2 separate regions of the Homo sapiens genome follow, and region 2 is linked to region 1. The links are chromatin loops, found by intact Hi-C in ENCODE. Cell type or tissue: A673. All regions are shown on one strand. Links, peaks and the distances in the headings refer to the core of each region. The heading gives the core; the rest is flanking DNA.

Evidence for each region. Hi-C counts contacts between places; a loop is a spot of excess contacts. Peaks named below come from ENCODE experiments on the same cell type or tissue, not always from the same donor. Only the 100,000 strongest peaks of a DNase experiment are listed, where the experiment ranks them.
Region 2: a loop joins it to region 1, with 2.0 times the contacts of the local background. A loop is called at or near these places in 9 of 110 quality-filtered maps.

What each region holds. Positions count from the first base shown.
Region 1 is chr7:120,720,615-120,731,213 of GRCh38, forward strand. The region is part of intron 1 of KCND2 (potassium voltage-gated channel subfamily D member 2); the gene reads left to right. Among named protein-coding and RNA genes, the nearest start is that of TSPAN12, 130 kb to the right of the region's middle. In A673, for the core only: a CTCF peak has its summit at 5,046 (motif pointing left); a DNase peak (open chromatin) is centred at 4,997.
Region 2 is chr7:120,581,258-120,591,856 of GRCh38, forward strand. All of the region lies in intron 1 of KCND2 (potassium voltage-gated channel subfamily D member 2), which reads left to right. Among named protein-coding and RNA genes, the nearest start is that of TSPAN12, 270 kb to the right of the region's middle. In A673, for the core only: no CTCF peak of the experiment used is centred there; a DNase peak (open chromatin) is centred at 5,504.

The DNA of each region.
Region 1 (10,599 bases), core at 1,615-9,614:
GTAAGGCAGTTGCTCACACTCCTTTATGGCTCTAGAATTTTCTGCGTTGAAAGACTGTTGAAGTTCCAGCCTCCATGACACTCTGCCCTAAAACTGAAAAACTTCCTCCTCCCTTTACCCTGCAGCCTCGTGCTGGTGGCAGCTTCCTGCTGTTGCTAATTCCTGGGTTATCTTATGGGATGAGAACTTTCTTCACTTAGTCCATTCTGTTGTAAACACTTGATGTGATTTTTATTTGCCTACTTAGACCTTGAATACGATCAATACTGTTTTAAAAGTAAGGTACTCTGCTCACAATCCAACCTCACTTCCAGAAAATTAAGTGTAGAGAGGAGCATACGAAGAGAAGTAAGAAAGTATGCATTTAATGTACTTAGAATGTGGGATATATGCTGCATTTAAAAAAAATAGTTTTCTAGTATCAACATATTTTCACATGATTTGTTTCCTCTTTCTCCTTAAAATGAAACCTGATGGAAATAATTTTTATGGAAGTTTCTTTTCAGTTGGTTTATGTTTAAGCAGGTGTACTTTTTGGGTCATCTTTGTTTTTGTCGTGTGTTGTTGATTTTTCTTAACTACATAGAGTAAGAATACAACCACAGGGCATATTCATACAGAATTCTGACCAAGTAGAACTATAGAGGTAGAGTCATGAATTTTTTAAGATCCTCTTCATGTATATATTTTTTCTGGATATACCTTAGTTTGTATAGTTAATAAAAAGAATGACCATTCAATCGGTGCTTTAATCTCCTAAGAAGAGGCAAAATAATCCAAACACAAATCCATAAAGTATACTCATTTAATTTTAGGAGATAACTTTGTCTCACTTTGATTGGAATAGAATCTTTCTTCTAAAACATAACTAATGTAAACATAAGCTCCCGGATTCTCATCAAAAACAAAGTTTGTTTAAGGATATAGAAACTTTCTAGGTTAAATTGAACACTAGAATTTTAGAGGAAGCCTCTGGCTGTCTTTGGGAGGTTAAATCACATTTTCTCTAATCTCATCTCCTTTTATATTTAAACAGCTGTGACTATTTACATGAAGCATCATCACATTAAATTATTTATACTTAAAGAACTTTGGAATCGTTAGCAGGGAAGAAGTCCCTGGTTAGTGACTAAGCAGAGAGGTGCACACATAAGGAGAAACAAGGTGATATGGTTTGGCTGTGTCCCCACCCAAATCTCATCTTGAATTGTAGCTCCCATAATTCCCACATGTTGTGGGAGGGACCCGGTAGGAGATAATTGAATTATGGGGTCAGTTTCCTCCATACTGTTCTCATAGTAGTGAATAAGTCTCAAGAGAGCTGATGATTTTATAAGGGGTTTCCCCTTTCACTTGGCCGTCACTCTCCCTTTGCCAGCTGCCATGTAAGATGTCCCTTTGCTCTTGCTTCATCTTCCTCCATGATTGTGAGTCTTCTCCAGCCAGGTGGAACTGTGAGTCGATTAAATCTCCTTCCTTTATAAATTGTCCAGTCTCAGGTATGTCTTTAGTAGCAGCATAAAAACAGACTAATATACAAGGCAAGCCCATGACCTGGCTGTATGAGTGGTAAGAAATGACCCTCTCATGGTAAACTCCAAGCTGGCCCTGTGCTTCCAACACAGGACAGGAGGAACCCAGGCCCTACCTGGAGTGGTCAGTTGAGTGAGAACACCAGGCCTTTCTGAGTGAGAACACCAGGCCTTTCATAGAACTGCCATCAGATCATGTCAAGTATTTGGGAACAGGAGTAATATGGGCATGGCCAGACCCGCCAGGAGGGATACAACTTGTACTCACAATACCATCATCTCAGTCAGACACTACTGCTGCCAAAAAGGAGCCTAATTCTCTGCCACAATAAAGAGCCAAGTCTTAGCTCCCAGGCACTTAGAATTTTGTGCATTCTTTTCTGTGACACTTAAGGAGTAGATAAATAGGTGGCAAAATTATCAGGCCTTCTTTGGCAGAATTAGAAATAAAATATGTATTAGGTCATTACTGGATAATCCATAGGTAATTTTAAAAGTACAGTCAAAAATAAAATAGGTAAATACAACTTAAAAATGCCATGAGACCTCTAATAGCTAATGGATTTTAGGCTGTGTAAACTCAGATGGGGGAAAAAAATTTCAAATTAAATAGCTGCACTTCTTGTTTTAAGGCTGCCTAACTGACATTCTCCCCTAAGGCTGGCACTGCAGGCATACACCTGGGGACCAGCTTCTCTGTCTTCCCCTGGCAAAGGCACTTGGGAGTCTTTGAATAGATTATAAGCAATGAACAGTTCCAGGGGTGTCAGCAAGTGAGAGTGGTGGCTGGTTATAAGAAAACAGGCTTATCAACAGCACTGTCAAAGTGGCAAGGGATTTGGCTCCTTGGGTGACAGCCTGCAGGGCAGCAGCGGTGACTAGAACCATGCACCGTGGGGAGTTTCATCCAACAGAGTTACCTTTCAAAGGCCAGGAAGAGATGGAAGCAATGGCCGCAGGTAACTAAAGAAAGCCCCCAGAGTGAAAGTAGCCCTGACAGTGTTGAAGATGAAACCTCTTGGGACGGAAAACCAAAACATGCATCTTAGGGAAGCTGGTGCCATCAGCCCAAAGCCAAAGTGATCAGGCATTCACTGGGACTTTGATTTACTTGATGGACTAATTTTTCTTTTTCTGTTGGAAGACAAACATGTCTCCCTCAATATACTCACAAGGTTTAACCAGAGAGGATCTTGTTAAGAAAAATAACTACCACACGATGGAATTTTCAGATAATTGCCAGTGCTCACTATCTAAGATTAGTAGCATCCAAGAGAAGAATAGATGGTTATTGAACAACTCAGCTACTTCACAGGATGATGGTGAGATTTAGAGAACAGAGTCTATATTTATTTGAATTGTTGGATATTTAAAAGGACAAAATCTGCCAAGTTGGAGTTATTTGTATTTTAAAATGATGGCCAAGCTGAGCATGGTGGTGCATGCCTATTGTCCCAGCTACTCTGGAGGCTGAGGCTGAAGGTTCCCTTGAGTCCAGGATTTCTAGACTGTAGTACACTATGACTATACCTGTCAACAGCCACTGCACTCCAGTCTGGGCAACATAGTGAGACCTTGTCTCTTAAAAAAATTAAAATTAAAATCAACAAATTCTGGCCAGATTTATAGATTCATGTTTGTTAAGTATGTGACCATGGAAAACAGGTAGAAACTGGAAAAGTGGCAGGTCTCGCCACTTCTATTTTCATTTCAAATCATCTAGGTTAAAAATGGATTTCTCTGAGTATAAAAAGAGGAAGCATAAACAGTGTAGAACCAGGTTATGCTGGGCATTTTGTCTAAGTATTGGAGAGGAATTTAGAAAAACTGAGGTGGTGACATGGTTTTGGGCCTGGAGAAAAATAAGAAATCTGGTTCAGGAAAAAAAGAGGAAGAGACCTTTATCTCCCCTCACTCCCTGCCATATGTATTGTTTACCATCAGACCTTTCCCTGAAGGATTTATTTAAGCAATAAATATTTATTGGTTCCAATTATTTGCTCAGCACTGGACAAGGTCTGTGCTAGACCTGGGTTTATAACAATGACATGATCTTTGACCTCACTGAACTCATGATCTGGTAAGAGAAGATAGGCCTGTAAAAATCTAATTCTACTCTCTCAGTTGCAAGTAGCATTGAAGGCATAGCAAAGGGAGAGTGGATACTTTTATTGGATAGAGATAAAATTGTCAGGAAGTTTTTAAATAAGAATTGACATTTGAGCTTCATCAATGGAAATTGGAAATTACCCAAAGGATTTATGCAGTAGGAGTGCCAAGAGGAATATTCTGGAAAGAACAGTATTACAAGACATACAGAAATGGAAAGACGTAGTACATTCCAGTAATAGAAAGTTATTTGTTCCAGTGAGACTATGGGGTGTATGTGGGTGAACAGTGGAGGATGAGGTGGCCAAGTCATGAAGAGCTGTGGTTATCATGCTAAAGAGCTTGGCTCTTTCCTGCAGGTGATGGAGAGACACTGAAGGCTTTTATGCAGGAGAATGACATGACCAGACTCACAGATATGTGAGAGTGAAAGGATAGCTCCAGGCAACAAAGACTAGGAACTCAAAGCACAGGAAAATATTTCCGGTGGCTCCACAGCTGGGAAAGCCAGTCCCTAGTGGGTTTTTTTGTTTGTTTTTAATGTGTACCTCTCAGTAATCAGTTGTACATCTATTTTCATAACTTCTTTAAAAATCATAATTTTATAAAATGAGGGAATAAAGTGTTAAAAACATGGCTCTGAAAGGCATATTTTGAACATAAAATATTCTGTAAAGGAGACTATATAGTCTTTTACTGATGACATTCATTTAGGTAAAAAACACTTCATTAGAATGTTAGGTCAAAATCATATGTTCCATTTATAACCTTTAAAGCCTTGCCATAATCATATAATAGGCTAAAAGCAAGAGGAAAAAAATAGGAAACAGGAAAGAATTTGGTTTTTTTAAAAAAGCACAAGCTAAAGAACGCAGTCAGTAAGCCCTGCTGAAATCCCACATTGAGGGTTTACTGTATAAATGTTGAGAATGTTGAGTAGATGTGCTAAAATCATCTTAGTTCTTTCCTTGATTTTTTCTTTTCTATACACAAATCTTAATCCTTTAATTTCATGTAATTTTCACACTAAGGGTCCTAATTAAGGGTTTCTTATTTAAAATTGTGCCTTAGCGATACCTAGCATTAGAGAAAATTACTTATCTTTGTAAAAGAAACACAAAATGCTGTCGGAATTATTTTTGCATCTTTTTGGAAACACCTTGAAAATAGATAATTTATGAAATTTGTGGGGTAGGGGTCAACTATTTCCAGAGGAATAAGATGCCCAAAATACAGCCTAAATATTACATGTGTGCAGGCAAAAGATAAGGAATCGGTACAGGCAATTTACTGGAAATACTTTTCTCGCTCTCAGCTTGTGAAAACCAGCAAAGACCTGGTTTGTTTCCAAACTTTCATTTAGGTTTTTATGCCCCCTAGCGGGTATTTGGTATTTCTGCAATTGTAAAATAATGCTGATATTTTTCAGCAATTCCTTCGTGCATTGTGAGTTCAGACTCTTTATGTTGACAATATTTAACATCGATACTCCCTTAAGTATCTTAAGTATTCAAATGAGAAGTTTTAAACATTATTTGGGCTATAACACTTTGGATAATTTAATAACACCTGTGAAAACACTTTTCATGAAAATGCATATGAAAACATATAGTATCATGGAGTTCCCTGACTCCCTTGAATTTATCCACGCACTCCTTGAAAGTTCATAGACTCCGAGGTAAAAATCTCTAATTAGGGTGTGGAATCCTCTAGCTTCCGCTTTCATTTAGTGGGCGCTAATTAAGATTATTAATGCTGTGAATAGTGGAAACAGTTTTTTTAAAATACACTGTTAAAAGTTAACAGTAGCTCATAATTTGGCTGAAACAAGAAATAACGCAGAATACTTTAAACAACTACATACATTAGCTGATCCAAAAAAAAATGTTCTTGGGCTTTGATCGTATAGTAATTGATCCTCCAGGCAAGAGAGGTGGAGACAAAATCAAGGCAACTTTTTAGGCAAATATCGATTTTAAAATGTCAAAGAGAAATCTGCCTATTGTGAAGTAATACCAGGGCCCCTCTGGCAAACAAGTTCAATACCACAAGCAGGTGTTATGTAACAACACTCAAAAAAAAGGTCATTTGCTATTTGCAAACATTACAGCTACTGTAAAAATCATCCATCAAACTGTGATCCTTCTAGAATACCAAGCTGATGGCAGAAAATCCATGAATAACATAGATACTCAGACCCTAAGGGGTAGAATTACTAGTTACAAAGTGATCCAGCTTCCAGGTCAGAAGAAATTGTTTCTTAGACCTCTCAGACTAACACTCTGGTCAAAGAGAAAAATTCAGTGGATAGGTCAATAATTTAAACGCACATAGACGTACACACATAATCAACTAACGGCTTTCACCGGGGCATTATACACATTACTTACTTTCATCTAACTTTTTAAAGGATACCTGCTTTTCAAATACTTACACTCCAAATACTGATTCATGTCCCATGTGAGTTTCTTTTAATTATTGTAGTAGTTGAAATGCAGCATTTTTTTGAACCAGCAACTGCCCTATACAATGTACAGAATGCTCCTGAACTTCTGTGCACCTGCACAGGATCTGTTCATTCATTCTATTCCTTATACCTAGTAATTCACAATTTTTCCTTGTAAAAAATGAAAAAGATAATGTGAGAGATTGAGTTACAGTAAGCATCAAGGTTTATTTTAAAATCAGAATTTTCTTCCTGTTGTACAAGGATCTCTTCTATCTTCATGATTATTTATCAATTACATGACTTTTGTTTTATCTTTTAGTGTGTGTGGGACATACTTTCAGAGATGGAAAGTCACGCATTAGCTAGGGAGATTTGCCTCATATAACATTTGTACTCTATCAAATGAACATACATTTATACCCATCAAATAAAAAGAGAAAAAATAGAAACTATATGAATAGGACTAGGAAGCTAACAGTATTGTTTGAAGATGGTGTAAGAAAATTCAAGGAAATATTTCTCCATTTGAGATATAAAGACAGCCACATCATGCAACTTCTGAACTAGTCATGCAACTTCTGAAGAAATACTAAACAGGGAAATATTTAGTAAGGTGTCAATAACATTTGGTTTACAATGAATTATGTTTTAAAATTATGCATATTTTCAACCTATCAATATTACTTGATAAATAGGAAGATGGATAGATGGATGAATGGATGCATTGTCTGCCTGAATTAATCAGATTTCATGAGATTTAGTATTAAGTAGAGTGCATGCCAGAATTCAAGAACTTTGCATGAAAATTTTTGATAATATTTGAGACAAATCTTTAATAGCCAAAACTTAAATCTCTTCTGAGGAATTGGTCTTCCACCCAAAATAATCTTCAATATTTGGCAAAATATAAAATTTTAGCCAGTATTTTTGGGAAGTACGCAAATTTAGAATTAACATTTTTATGCAAAAGGCACTTCCATGTTGTACCTTTTTAACCGATATGAGGAAGAAAGGGAGCCATAAACATGAGGTCTGGCAGATGTCCAGGGTGAAAAAGGAGCAGAAGGAAACTGGTGGCTCTACTGACATAGTAAATATAGGAGAAAGAAGGAAAACTTAGAAGCAGGGGAGAGTAGAAAGAGTATGGGGGGCCGGGCACGGTGGCTCACGCTTGTAATCCCAGCACTTTGGGAGGCTGAGGACGGTGGATCACAAAGTCAGGAGATCAAGACCATCCTGGCCAACATGGTGAAACCCCTTCTCTACTAAAAATACAAAAATTAGCTGGGTGTGGTGGCATGTGCCTGTAATCCCAGCTACTCAGAAGGCTGAGGCACGAGAATCGCTTGAACCCAGGAGGCAGAGGTTGCAGTGAGCCGAGATGGCACCACTGCACTCCAGCCTGGCAACAGAGGGAGATTCCGTCTCAAAAAAAAAAAAAAAAGAAAGAAAGAAAAAAGAAAAGAAAAGAGTATAGGGAAAAGTTTCCTTTCAATTAACGATGTTCAAGTTGCTGTGTTATCTAAAATATTTGATAGTTATTCTCTCATGATATATTCTCTTGTTTCGTTCTTCTTCTTTTTTTTTTTTTTTTTAAAAATTTTGAGATGGAGTCTCGCTCTTGTTGCCCAGGCTGGAGTGCAATGGCGCCATCTCGGCTCACTGCAACCTCTGCCTCCTGGGTTCAAGAGATTCTCCTGCCTCAGCCTCCCAAGTAGCTGAGACTGCAGGCATGTGCCACCACACCCGGCTAACATTGTATCTGTAGTAGAGATGGGGTTTCTCCATGTTGGTCAGGCTGGTCTTGAACTCCTGACTCAGATGATCCACCAGCCTCTGCTTCCCAAAGTGCTGGGATTACAGCCGTGAACCATTACACCCAGCCTCCTTCTTATGTTTTTGCGAATTCATTCTTTATTTTCTTAGGCTTTAGGGGCTTCTTGTAGTCTTTTAATCAATCTTATTAAATACAGAAAAAATATATATATGAATATAAACCCCACATTATGTCATGTTTTGGTGTAACTTTTTTTGGGAAATGATTTTTCAACGACTGAGTACATAATATAAAATTCTAAAGAAAAACAGAAAGAATGAAATAAATAATCCTACTGGGCTTAGCATAAATTTACAAATAAGGAGTCAGGAAAAATGAGATATATTTTTTTATATTGAATATAAATAATAAAGTACCAACAGGAAACCAAGTTGCCTAGGATATAAATAATCATTAAAAGGTGGCAGTATTTTAGAAACACTTAAACTTTCAATGATCATTTCACCACGGTGTCACTTCTCAATATAAGCTTTCTATTCTAAGCCTTTCCTCCACGGAATTTCAGAGAGATGTGATTCCTGAGGTGTATAATGCTGTTTTGCTTCTTGCTGTGAGTTTGAATACTAGTTAGAAGATCTTTTGTTAAACAAAGAAAAGCAGCTGGTTTTGCCAGTGAGATATATCCCATCCCTAGCAGATTCTGTGCTCAATTACAAGTTGCAGATAAAAATTACCCATTTCCATTTCTCCAGGTCACTACTAAATGAGAAGAGAGACAAAATGAGTAATGTAAAAACAGACATGAATCATACTATATTTTTTGCTCTTCTCCAACATATTCGAATAGTGAGATATGCTTAAAATATTACAAATATCAACAGCAGTCAACTTTAAACTGATAAAGGGAGCAGGGAGAAGGATAGAAAGAGTAATGTAAATTGTACCAAGGAGTATGAGGAAGAAGGCAGCTGGTGTTCCATGGGAACCAGCCAAGGGCTCAGGCTGTCCTTACATGAGAAATTGCAGGACAGCCTGGACTGTCTTAGCACCCCTGCCTGTTCTACTTCCTTGTATTCTCTTACCATCTCCTCTGCTTTCTCTCACAACAGCAGAGCCTTGGAGACCATCCTAACTGGCTATAACATGGGGAAACTCTGTGTCTCTACCCAAGAGCATAAACGTGAGAGAAGATGTTCCCACTGATGAACACTTTGTGCCCCCTTCCTCTTCTCACCATAATCATTGCAGTCCTGCCCAGTCCTTGCAAATACTCACCTGTGTTTTCTCAGTTGTGAAGGAATGTTGGATTATAAAACAAAGAGATGGTAGAGCTAAAAAATAAATATTTTATTTGGTGTAGATTAGCCTAGCTTTATGACACGAAGCTTATGTATCTGCAACCTCTTTTACCTTATGAATCCTTCTAGACTGTGAATTTGCTGCCTTTCAATAAACTGGTGTATCTCCTTACTTTTCGTAATTTTCTCTAATAATTGCAAGTATGCTGAGCTTGCCTATCCTATGACATAGTGATCCTAGAATACAAAAAGTAAACAGTAAATAATGATTTTTAAAAATCTTTCAAGGGCAAGAGAAACTATATGATGGATTCACTTAGCTAGTTTATATATTTATATTTTAAAAGGCTTATTTTAATTACATGGACTCAGTCCTTGTATTCTTTAGCCATAATAAATAATTGAGTTTTTATTAAAAATCAAATCCCTTTTTTAAAAGCCGTGTGTGTGTGTGCGCGCGTGCGTGTGTGTGTCTGTGTATGTACCTTCTCTGGGGCTTACTGCATAATCAGTGTGAAGGGGAAAAACATTGTGTATAAAATATGACTGGACATTCAATGTGAACTGTGACAGATACATAATTTGGCTCATATGTACACAGCATTGTATAAAAAGGAGTTGACCTTCCAATCCCACTGACATACCTCTACAGTAAGAATATCCCCAAGACTTTTGAAAATCATCTTCTAAATTCCTTTAGCTTTCACTGTTTCTTCACTAACATAACCTTTAGATTATAATTTAGCTTCCCAGATAGAAGGAGATCGTGTTTTATATGAACACAGCATTCTGGTTCTTAGGTTATTATTTTTGTACTATAAATTAATACTGTTATTCTGGTGCCAAAGCCTTGTGGGAACTTCAGCTATGTTAAATTAGCTCAACTACTGATCACCCACAAACACCAACAGGAATGAGTACCTGGATCTTCAAATCAAAGGACCAGAGCTCAGAATAGGGTCACTAAATGTGGCACTAGATAGTATCACCTTCTGTCTCTCTCAACAGTTTTTCTTCAGCCAATTCCTCTCCATCTCCATATTGACACACATATGTTTTCCCACAAAACAATGTTAGAGTGACTATTGCCTAGGCTACCTCTCAAGATACAATATAACCCCAAGTCCTCCTAAACTCCCTTGAGCATGGATTCTAGTATGTGAGTTCCTTTGATCCCTGTCTCTCAGGACTACACTCTCTGAGCATTGAGCTCTCCAAAGCCCCAGAGTAAGCATGGAGTAGTTGGAGCTCAGACACAGCTGGGTAACTTCGGCAATAGTAAGATGGAAAGAACTCCTCCTTGTCCCCCGCCCCAGGAGTGCACTCTAGACAAAGTCTCCATCAGTAAAGAAGAGAAAGTGTACTCATTCAACTAATATGTAGTAGGAGCTGGCCTTATGCTCACGAAACACAAAGTAGAACTGCTCCTGCTTT
Region 2 (10,599 bases), core at 1,087-9,086, 140 kb before region 1:
AAAAGCAAGTTTAGTTTGTTTCTCGCTTTCCTATAGAAACCTTATTGAAATATTTAGTATCTGAGTTTGATGGTTTTATATCATAGGACGTTCTTAGCAGACAGTATCTTGCACCCAGTAGGTAGTATGTGTAAGTGTATGCATTGAATTGAATATCCTAGAACAGACAGTCCTTATCCAATTCTGTCTTCAAATGTCTTACCTCATTCTGAAGAATGGATATAAATCCTGATGAAGTCCTAATTAGATAGTAAAAGAGGGATAGAATAAAACAATAATGAGCACAGATAGCAACAGTCTAGTGCCTGTCTGTTTGGAGAGAAGCAATCTTCCACCTACATTATTTTCTTTACAGATGAAAAATGTAGTTTGTAGCTTTAGTGTTATGTTCAAATAAAGATTAGGGAAGGTGAACAGGCAGCAAGCTAATTGCCTGGAATCTAAAATTGGTAGATCTTAATAATTTTTTTTTTTTGATGGAGTCTTCCTCGGTGCCCAGGCTGGAGTGCAACGGTATGATCTCAGCTCACTGCAACCTGCACCTCCTGCGTTCATGCAATTCTCCTGCCTCAGCAGCCCAAGTAGCTGGGATTACAGACATGCACCACCAAACCCAGCTAATTTTTTCATATTTTTAATAGAGACAGGGTTTCACCATGTTGGTCAGGCTGGTCTCAAACTCCTGACCTCAAGTCATCCACCCGCCTCAGCCTCCCGAAGTGCTGGGATTACAGGTGTGAGCCACCGCACCGGGCCAATCTTAACAATTTAACAAGGTGCAAATGAAAAAGAAAGAAAACCTTCAGTCCTTTTAATATTTAAGGGTAATCTATGTCACTCTTCATCTACAACATTCAATGGAATTGCTTCCAGTCTTTTCTCATTAGATTTTTTCAGAACCTTGGCCTGTGGTCACTCTGAGCCCCAGTTCCACAGCAGTGTTAATCACTTCCTCCTCGCTGTCCCTAAAAGATCCCAAGACCTCTCCATTGTGATTTTTTTTAAAAATCAAGTAACCCTTCTCCTACTAGCACCTCTTCCATTTTCCTCCTTTCTAGCAAATCTAAACGTTCCCAATTAAGTTTTTCTCTCCTTTTTTTTGACCATTATATATACTCTCCTCATTCTTAATATTCTATAGTCAAACTGTGCTCTCCTTCTGTACTGATAACTGTTTTAAGGACACAATGATCATTTGTTGATTAAATTAGTGGTTGTTTTCCTTCAACCTCCTGCTGTGTTTTCTACTATTGGCCGCTTTCTGCTCACACCACACCTTAGATTGGTGTAGAATTTGTCTGCTGCAAGGCCTTAGGTCTCTTTGAAGTACTCTGACTACCCCTCCTCTGCCTCTTTCTCCATCCTCCCATTCCATAAAGTGGGCTTTTCCCTCAAGATATAGACCCAAGCAAATCTTTAAACAATTATAAAAAAATATATTCTAAGATATATAATTAAATAATTCTCCGCTGATACCATCTCTTCATCTCTTGGTCAGTTTTTGTTTTATCCTTGGGCCCAATTATGGCCCAGCAGGTATTTTATTATTTATATCATTCATATATTTTTCTTCCTTTCCAGTCTCATTTTTAGCTACTACACACCTATAGAACTCTCAGAAGGACTTTCTGTAGTTTCTTTAGCTTATGACATTAGTTTCTCATCCTATCTGGTTTGCATTGCTCTGTGTGTGTGTATGTGTGTGTGTGTGTGTGTGTGTGTATGTTTTATGTGCACATATCTTGTTTCCTCAGCTTCCCTATCAGCTCCTGAAGGACAGAAAGTATATTGTACACTTACAGTGTAACCAGTAGTTCTGGCAGAGTCTCTTACTCATAGTTAAGATGGTATAGATACTTGTAATCACGAGGTTAGTGGATAAGTACTCAGTCACTGTCAGGAGCATGGATAAGGAATACAGCGTAGCTCTTTATCCATTGTTTCAGATCTCCACTCAGACCAACACATCCTACAGAGCAGGACCCACCGACACATTCATCGCCAGTTTTGCTAATTCTTCTTGATGACTATTTTCATTTCTATCCCAAATTTCTATTCAAATATTGATTTTTTCCTAATGAATTTTATAATGTGGATATAATGTTAGTCAGTTTTTGAAATTGAACAACAAATTGTTGATTTGGAGCATGTATATGTGTGTGTGTTTTATATTAGTTTGTTAGAGCTGACATGAGAAAGTACCATATACTGGGTACTATGAAAATCTATTTCCTCACAGTTCTGGAGAAAATGCAGAGAAATTGAGATCAAGGTGTCAGCAGAGTTGGTGCCTGTGAGGTCTCTCTCTGGCTTATAGATGGCGGTCTTCTCCCAGTGTCTTCCCATGGCCTTCCTTCTGTGCCTCTCTGTGTCTAAATGTTCTCTTCTTATAAAGACACCAATAATATTAAATTATGGTCACCTTAATGACTTCATTTTCACTTAATTAGCTCCTTCAAGGTCCTTTGATATCTCCAAATAATCACCTTCTGAGATACAGGGGTTAGGAATTCAGCATAGGAATTGTGGGGGGGGGGACAAAATTCAGCACATAAAATTTAAGTAGCAAAGTAATTGTGTGAAAAAAAGCAATATAGAAAGAGAAGAGAGACATTAAACTTTGAGGAAGAAAAAAAAGAATCACAAAAATGTAATCAGTCATCCACCCTAATGTCTGAAGAATTCAGCAGGGAAGGTGTCAACCACAGGACATCAGGGAGGTCACGGGACTCAACACTGCCATTTCAGTGAAGAAAAGGAAGTAGCTAATGTATCCAGTGAAATTCCAAAGGGTGTTAATCATATCAGTTTTTATTCCCTTGAGAAATTCTCTTGAAACTGAGGTAAACATCTGGAATGCACAATTGACAGAGACATATGGAGCTCATGCTGTAATAATATAAATATGCTTTCTATCCTCTTTGGGGGCATAAGTTACATTTTGAATTATGTCATCACACATATGCTGCCCTTGTGTATCAGCAGTTTAGCATTACATGCAGATCTAAAACTGTCCCTAGGCCTGGGTCATTTATTGATTGTGTTCGGTCATGGTTTTTACTGATCATTTCTAGTCTCACATTCAGGTGGCTCTTTCAGCGCATTTTAAAGTTTCCTTGCTGCTATCCCTGCTGTTATTTCTTAGGTGACTCATGTTGTAATTTTCCAAACTGACTGTCTTCACAGTGAGAGGAAAAGCATTCACGCAGCTAAAATGGATTTTATGTTCAATGTCATTCTAAACTATCAGTGAAAAAAAGTTGAACAGGTTAGCATTTGAAACAGGTACATGGGGAGCATTATAAAGGGGCTCATTTAGGAATTAGCTACCTGCAGAACATCTTCATGTCAGAAAGATTCCTCGAACTCACAGAAGCATAATGGGACTCACAGCAATACTAATCCTTAGTGGCAATCCTAAATACATGGACCCACTTTCTGCCATATCACTATATGTGACATTCTGCAGACTGTGCACACTCACGTGCTCACGCACACACACGCATGCGCGTGCACACACACACACTTTGGGTGAAAGATGCAATATTAGTTAAAGCAAAAAAAATCATAAAATATGCAATTGTATTGGGTTTGTAAAAGAAGAATACCTTATTAATTATCATGATTGACATTGAAATGACCAAAAAAATTCAACAGTAGAAAAAGAAGAAAAATAGGGAAACATGATTTTTTCAGTATATTTGCCTTAATTAGAAGAGTGACTTTTTCCAAGTGGATGATCATTCTCTCTTTGGGGTGGTGGCATATAAGAAGATTGAGTTTAGACAGGGCTTTTTCTAACTCTGAAGGCATCTCGTAGTTCCTGACACACACTTAGGTGTGCCTCTCTTCTTGAGAGTTACCAAGTATAATAAAGGCATTACTAACACTTGCTTTTTGTGCCTAAGGGGAGTGTAGAGACTTTTTTTTTTTTAAAGAAAATCTCCTGGGAAATATTATATCACAAAACTCACCTCTGTGAACAAATGTCTTTGGTTGGATGATTCTCAAGGAAATGTGGACGGAAGAACAGAGGCAGAGAAACAGAAGGGGATGGGGGGTGGAGTGTGGGACAGGAGATAGTGAAGGTAAAGAAAGTCATCATGGTTGACAAAGGAGTTTGATATGGTCTGATTTGAAATTCTTTAAGCAGATGAGAAAAGGGAGGTGCACAAACTTACATACTTCCTAGGCATGTCTTGGGCAGACAGAATGAATAGAGGAAAGAATGCAGAGAAACATATGGTGCTTGGACATAGTAGAGAAAGCATGGGTCTGAATTCAGGTAGATAAAAAGAGCATCAGTTTGCACCATACATTAAGTAGGTCAGAGATCACACATTAGGTATCAAGGGGAGAAAAGAGAGTAGGAAATAAGTAGAGGGCAGGTGTCATCCATATAAATAGGTAAAGAATGAATTCCAGGAAGCAGGGAAGGGAATCAAGAATCTGGGCCAGGGCACTAAAGAGAAACAGGATCACTGACACATCTCAGTGCTCAGCTGTTTGAACCAGGGACCTGTACCAAAAGTAATATTTGAACGCAATGATAATGAATCTTAATCCTGTAAATGATCATCTCTAGGAAATTAGATGATCTTTCCTGGTGTCTGTGAGCCACCATTGTCTATTCATTTAGTCCACATTAATGAGAAAATTCTCCAGGTTTCACCATGGAAAATTGGCAGCTTTTGAAGATTGATCCTTCAGCAGTCATATGGCTCAGTCCAGCTCAGTCAGTAAATCCTGAGCTCATTCTCATAATCCTTTCTCAAGAAAAAATGCTACGGACTACTTGACTTGATTTCTATAGATTGTTTTTTCTATATAGGAACTATGTGGTCAGATTTTTATAAATTTTAGGTATCATACAATATAAAACACACAGTAGCTGTATACTCACACACAGACACACACACACACACAAACACACACACACAGGCATAAAGTACAGATGGCTACAGAATGATGATAACATTGCACCTTCTTATGAAAAGCGCACCCATATGTCCTAAAGTTAAATTAGTGCTATCTAATGATGTTTGACCCTCATGTATTTTTTACTGAGGTCTTTTGATTCTCATTTCCTCCATTTAAATAATGAACTCCTCTTGTTTTTGTCAAATGACAAAAAAAAATTTAGTCACACATAAAATTCATCAAAATCTTTGTTCATTATCAAACTTGTAAGATAAGGTTAACATTATTATCAAAAATTATTATAAAGGAATCCTGTATTCTGTAATTGATCTTGCATCAAAAATTGACAGGCACAAATGAAGGATTTTTGTCACTTTAAGCAAGTAATTCTCCCTTTTCTTTACTGTATGAGTCCGTATTCTTGCACATTTTGTAGACTGTCAAATAAGCAAAGACACTTTATTAGTGATTTGCAGCATTTTATTGTTAAGATTTTCACTGCTTTCTCAACGGTTTCCTGACTTGCAGAGGATTTTTTTCTTCTTCTTCTCATTTCCTACCAGTGTAGCATTTTAAGTAGGTGTTATAAATCTCTGCCAAAGGCACATTCATAGCCCTGCTTGAATAGTTTCATTTAGACTAGAACTACCCTTACTTTTCAAGTCCCTTCAAGATCTTTATCATAGTGAAATAACACTTTGTTTTCATTAAAGGATAAAGCACAACTTTATAAAAAGCCCCCAAAGTAACGAATACAGAAGATTTCTTTAATTTTTGGAGTAGATTCAATATTAAATCTTATTATTAAATTAATTTTAAATGTCTACTTGAAATCCAAATAGGGATTTTAAATTATTTTTTAAATACAGAAAGGGACATGTATATTAAGTATATTTTAATACATTTACTATTTTAGCTCTATAAATCACTCTTGATGACTGCATGCTGTAAACATTTTTCACAGAGGCAAACAAAATGCTCATGTCTTCTTTGGTAATTTTAGTCAAATGTGCTCTAATAGACTTGTGACAAGTATGTTTTTCCCTAATCCAAGACTTCTAATTCAGGCCACAAATATTACTTCAAAATATACCAAATCCAGCAGAGAAGTATATTGAGCTGGAGTTTCCAGAAGGGAAAAGTGGAGATAGAAATCTTTCGCAAATTCCATTTACAACCTTGCCAAGTAGATGCCAAGAATACTAATCTCTTGAAAGGTGTCATAACTTTTCAAAATTTTAGCCGGAAGGCAGCTATATAGTATTCTTCTTGATCTGTTTCATGATCAGTCAGAATGGTTTATTCATGTGGTTATAAGTGACCAGGGAACACATCTCCTAATGACTTACAGGATTTTTTTTTTCCAGACGAATAGATTTCCTAACAGATATATCTTTTGGGGAAAAAAAATCAAATGTATCAGACATAAGATGACCTTTCTCTTTCAACATTTCTTTTGTAACATCAGTCACTCTGTTCTCTTCATATAATGATGAAAAACCACCACTTTCAGTTTTATAAAAGCTTCTATCTTCACAATGAGCCATTTTCATAAAGCATTACACTGCCTTTAGGATAAATGCATGTGGTGCGTGTTACAGCCCCTACTGTGTGCTGATGCATTTATTCTTTTTGCTTTAATTTTTAGTGTTTCAAATGATAGAAAAAAATAATATAATAGCGTTCATAAATTCAACAGGCACCTCCTACAGGTTTTGTGGTAGACCCTAAGATCACCTGAAGTCTGGAACCTATGTTTAGAATCCTGGGGTCTTTTGCTTATACAGTATGTTATAAATATGTTTATATTCATGTTCATTTGTAAAGCCTAAAATGTCAGTCAGTGAAAGGAACTCTCTTCACCCAGTAAATGACAAAACTACCTGTTTTTATCTTAATGCATGCTCTTCTCTCCTCAGTTGAATATTTTTACAGATATAATTCGTAGGATATGTTTCTGTGGTATTTATGTAATACAAATTTACATTATATTTAATTAAATCTTTACCCAAATAAAGTGAGGAATTAGTGGCATCCCTTGGCTTTATAGTCTAACAGGTGTGTGTGAGGTTTAAAAGTTCCTATCTCATTTTAACTGATATTTTGTAATCCTAAATTCCAGAATTAAAATACTATGAATGATTTTATTTACCCTTTCATGGGGCATATACCTTGATCATTGATTTTTATTGCAGCCAGGAATAATAGAGGGAGGCAACTGTGCAGTGTGTGTGTGTGTGTGTGTGTGTGTGTGTGTGTGTGTGTTTCCTTGAGTGGGTTGCTCAGACAAGAATCTAGGATCAGAATCTGAGATCACCTACTTTGAACCCATAATCTTGAAATAGAATCTAATGGAAAGCTGCTTGTAGAAAGATAAGCAGAGCACTATTCACCCTGCTGTTTACTGGGGAGGATGAAACTCGATTCTGTTTCACAGCTGCATTTACTCCCACCTCCTCCTGACATCTGTGGGCTAAGGGAACACAAGCTTGTGAAGAAAACTGTGTTCAGTCACCAATTACAATGAAAACTCTAAAAGAGGGTGGAGGAAGGAATGGCAAAATAGGAACAGGAACAGGACAGGAACAGGAAGAGGACTGAATTAATTTTATTCCATTGCCTAATGTATATTTTTAAATTTTCCTTATCTGATTTCTTTAGGCTTGGGACATAATTGTCCACCTGCCCATCTGACAGAATTTTACTCAATAAATGCCTCATATAGCCATGTCTTGAGGTTTCAGAACATCATCTCTTGTGCTAGGTTGAATAAACCAAAATTACTCCTTACCATGGAAATGTGTGTTTTCATAAATGAAAGCAATAAAACATTAACCAAAAAAGCCAGACCGGAAAGATTTTTCTGAGGACACAGGTCAAAGTGGACAAATATTATGTAACCCTAAATTTGGAGCTAACACACGTTTATTATTTTACAAAGCTGAACTCAGTCATGCAATAGCTATAGACTCCATCTTTCTAAGGTTAGAAAGTAGGTGAATATAAATAGGAATAATAGAATTATAAGTGAATAGTAGAATTATAAGTACACCAGAATAAATGTGTACTAGGATATGACAGATTCACCATGTCAAATAAATAGCAGAAGTGAATGATAAGTATGCAAAACACAAGAATAAATAAAAATTTAGGCCTAAAATTTAATTTTTACCATTCTTACAAAAAATACACATTTAATAGACAATAAAGTATACACAAATATATTAAAGAATTTGGTAAGGTGTAGATGTTTTTTAAACTTTAGGATCAAGAACACTTGGCATCCATTTATTATAAGTGTAAGACTTGTCAAGGAGACAGACAGAGTCGCTATTGAAGTCCTTTCCAGCTCATTGAGCCTAAAACCCTTAAATGCTGGGACAAGGCAGCTGGCAGTAAAATAATTTTAATGATCATTAACTTTGCTATTTTGATGTCTATTTTAATATACCAAATTTGTCTTTTATGAGTTCAATTTATTTTTAAGTAATTTATTCTCTAGGAAAAATAAATGCCATACTTTTTTAAGTGAAGAACAGAAATCTTCTTTCTATATGAATTCTATGAATGAATTTATCATATCTGGACTGAGACTTTGGGCAAGTCTCCTAACCTCACTATGTCTCAGTTTATTCCTATGGAAAATGGGGTTAATGGTAGTGCTAACATCATAATGTTGAGAGGGAACCTGAGTTGGAACATGTAAATGCTCAATGAATTACTATTATTATTATTGCCACTTTATGCACTTTCAGTCAGAAACAGAGCTCTAAAGTTCAAGTCTTGCTTGTATTCCTTAATTTTCACAAAGGCTCGTTATTTCCTTTTTTTGTTTTTGTTTTTGTTTTTGTTTTTGAGACGGAGTCTCGCCCTGTCACCCAGGCTGGAGTGCAATGGCGGCGAACTCGATCTCGGCTCACTGCAACCTCCGTTTCCCAGGTTCAAGCAATCGTGCCTCAGCCTCTCGAGTGGCTGGGATTACAGGTGCATGCCACCATGCCTGCCTAATTTTTGTATTTTTAGTAGAGATGGGGTTTCACCATATTGGCCCCGCTGGTCTCGAACTCCTGACCTCAAGATATCTGCTCACTCGGATTCCCAAAGTGCTGGGATACAGGCGTGAGCCACTGTGCCTGGCTAGGGCTCTTAATTTCACCTACTTCACAGTGGTTTGCATCTCCCTTTGATCAGTCATAAAAAAGATACAGCTTCTTGCCAGAAATTGCATGCCCCAAATCCCTGCTGTTAATCCTTACCAAAGTCTGATTGTGGCAAATAATATTAATAAGAAATTGAAACTATCCATTCATTTATTAGGGGAATTCTGGATGTAAGGGATGCGCTTCCAGGAGTGAAAATGTCACTGGATTTTCAGATTTACATTTTCTTTCATTAAATATATTGCAAATGTAATTTTGTGTCTGTATTTTTGGAGAGAGAAGTTCCAATCAGAGCTTTCATCTGATTCTCAAAAGAATATGCAGTCCCAAAGCCACATCTTTTGTGAGGCATTCTGAGTATTCTAATTTTATCCTAGCATCAATTCAGGCCCTCAGAAAATTATATATATATAGCTGTACTGGCTTGTTCTTTTCTAGAATTTTTTACTGAATCACACTTTAGTGCTATGGATTTCTTATCTAGTTTCAGTTGTATTCATTATGTAGATCCTTGTCTAGGATAACTTGTTATGAGAACTTCATCAGAGAATTTTTTTTATGTTTCAGTATCAGAGAAAGTTATGAAAAACTGTCTTGTGTTTATCTTTTAGATGGTTGAATATTTTTTTTCTTGGGCTGCTAGAAAATCTATACTGCAGGTTTTCTGTGTTAACCTTATTCTGGATTAATTATTTTTCCTACTATGATAATGCTTCATCTCAATTTCCCACACATTTTCTTTGGAAAAGTAAAAAATTAGTAGCTTTTTTCCCAGTATATATCACCCAACATGTTCAATGTCTTTCAGTAAAGTAATGCTTCAAATTTCAACCTACATAATTTGAATTAGAAATGAAACAAGTTTTTACAAATTTGGTGAATGCTTATGAGATAATTGGGGATTTGGGGTTTAAATAACATATTGGTACATTCATAGTTTGCTGTATTCTGAATCAGTGTTCACTAAGTATCATCGGTAGTGAAAAAGTGGATTGGCCTACAGAAAGAGGCAATATGATTTCATAGAAAGTGTCCTGCTCATGAAATTAGACTTACTCTAGTCCAAGCTCTGCAGATTCAGAAAGAAGTTTATCCTCTCCGTGGCTAGAAGATAATAACACCACTACACCTATTCACCTCACAAGACTGTGTTAGGATAAATAAAGTAATGCAGTGGAAAGTCCTGTGAAAGGCACTATAGAAATACAATGTGTTTATACCCATAATTTGAAGTACATGTACTCAACTACCTTGCTTCATACAGAATCATAACCATGCTCAACCTTATACTTTTAACCTATGGTTAAAGAGCTCTCAAGCAATATAAATTTATTCAGTCCATTCAGTCTCCTTTTACTACCTATTAGTTATATAATATTGGGCTAGTCTCTGAGCCTCCCCATTCCTCAATCTTCTCACAAGCTTGTGAAGAAGGATAAATAAGATAAAGCAAGTAAAAGTGTGGTACTTGCCACTATGTGTGAAATACAGTAAATCTTGGCCATTATTATTAACATTA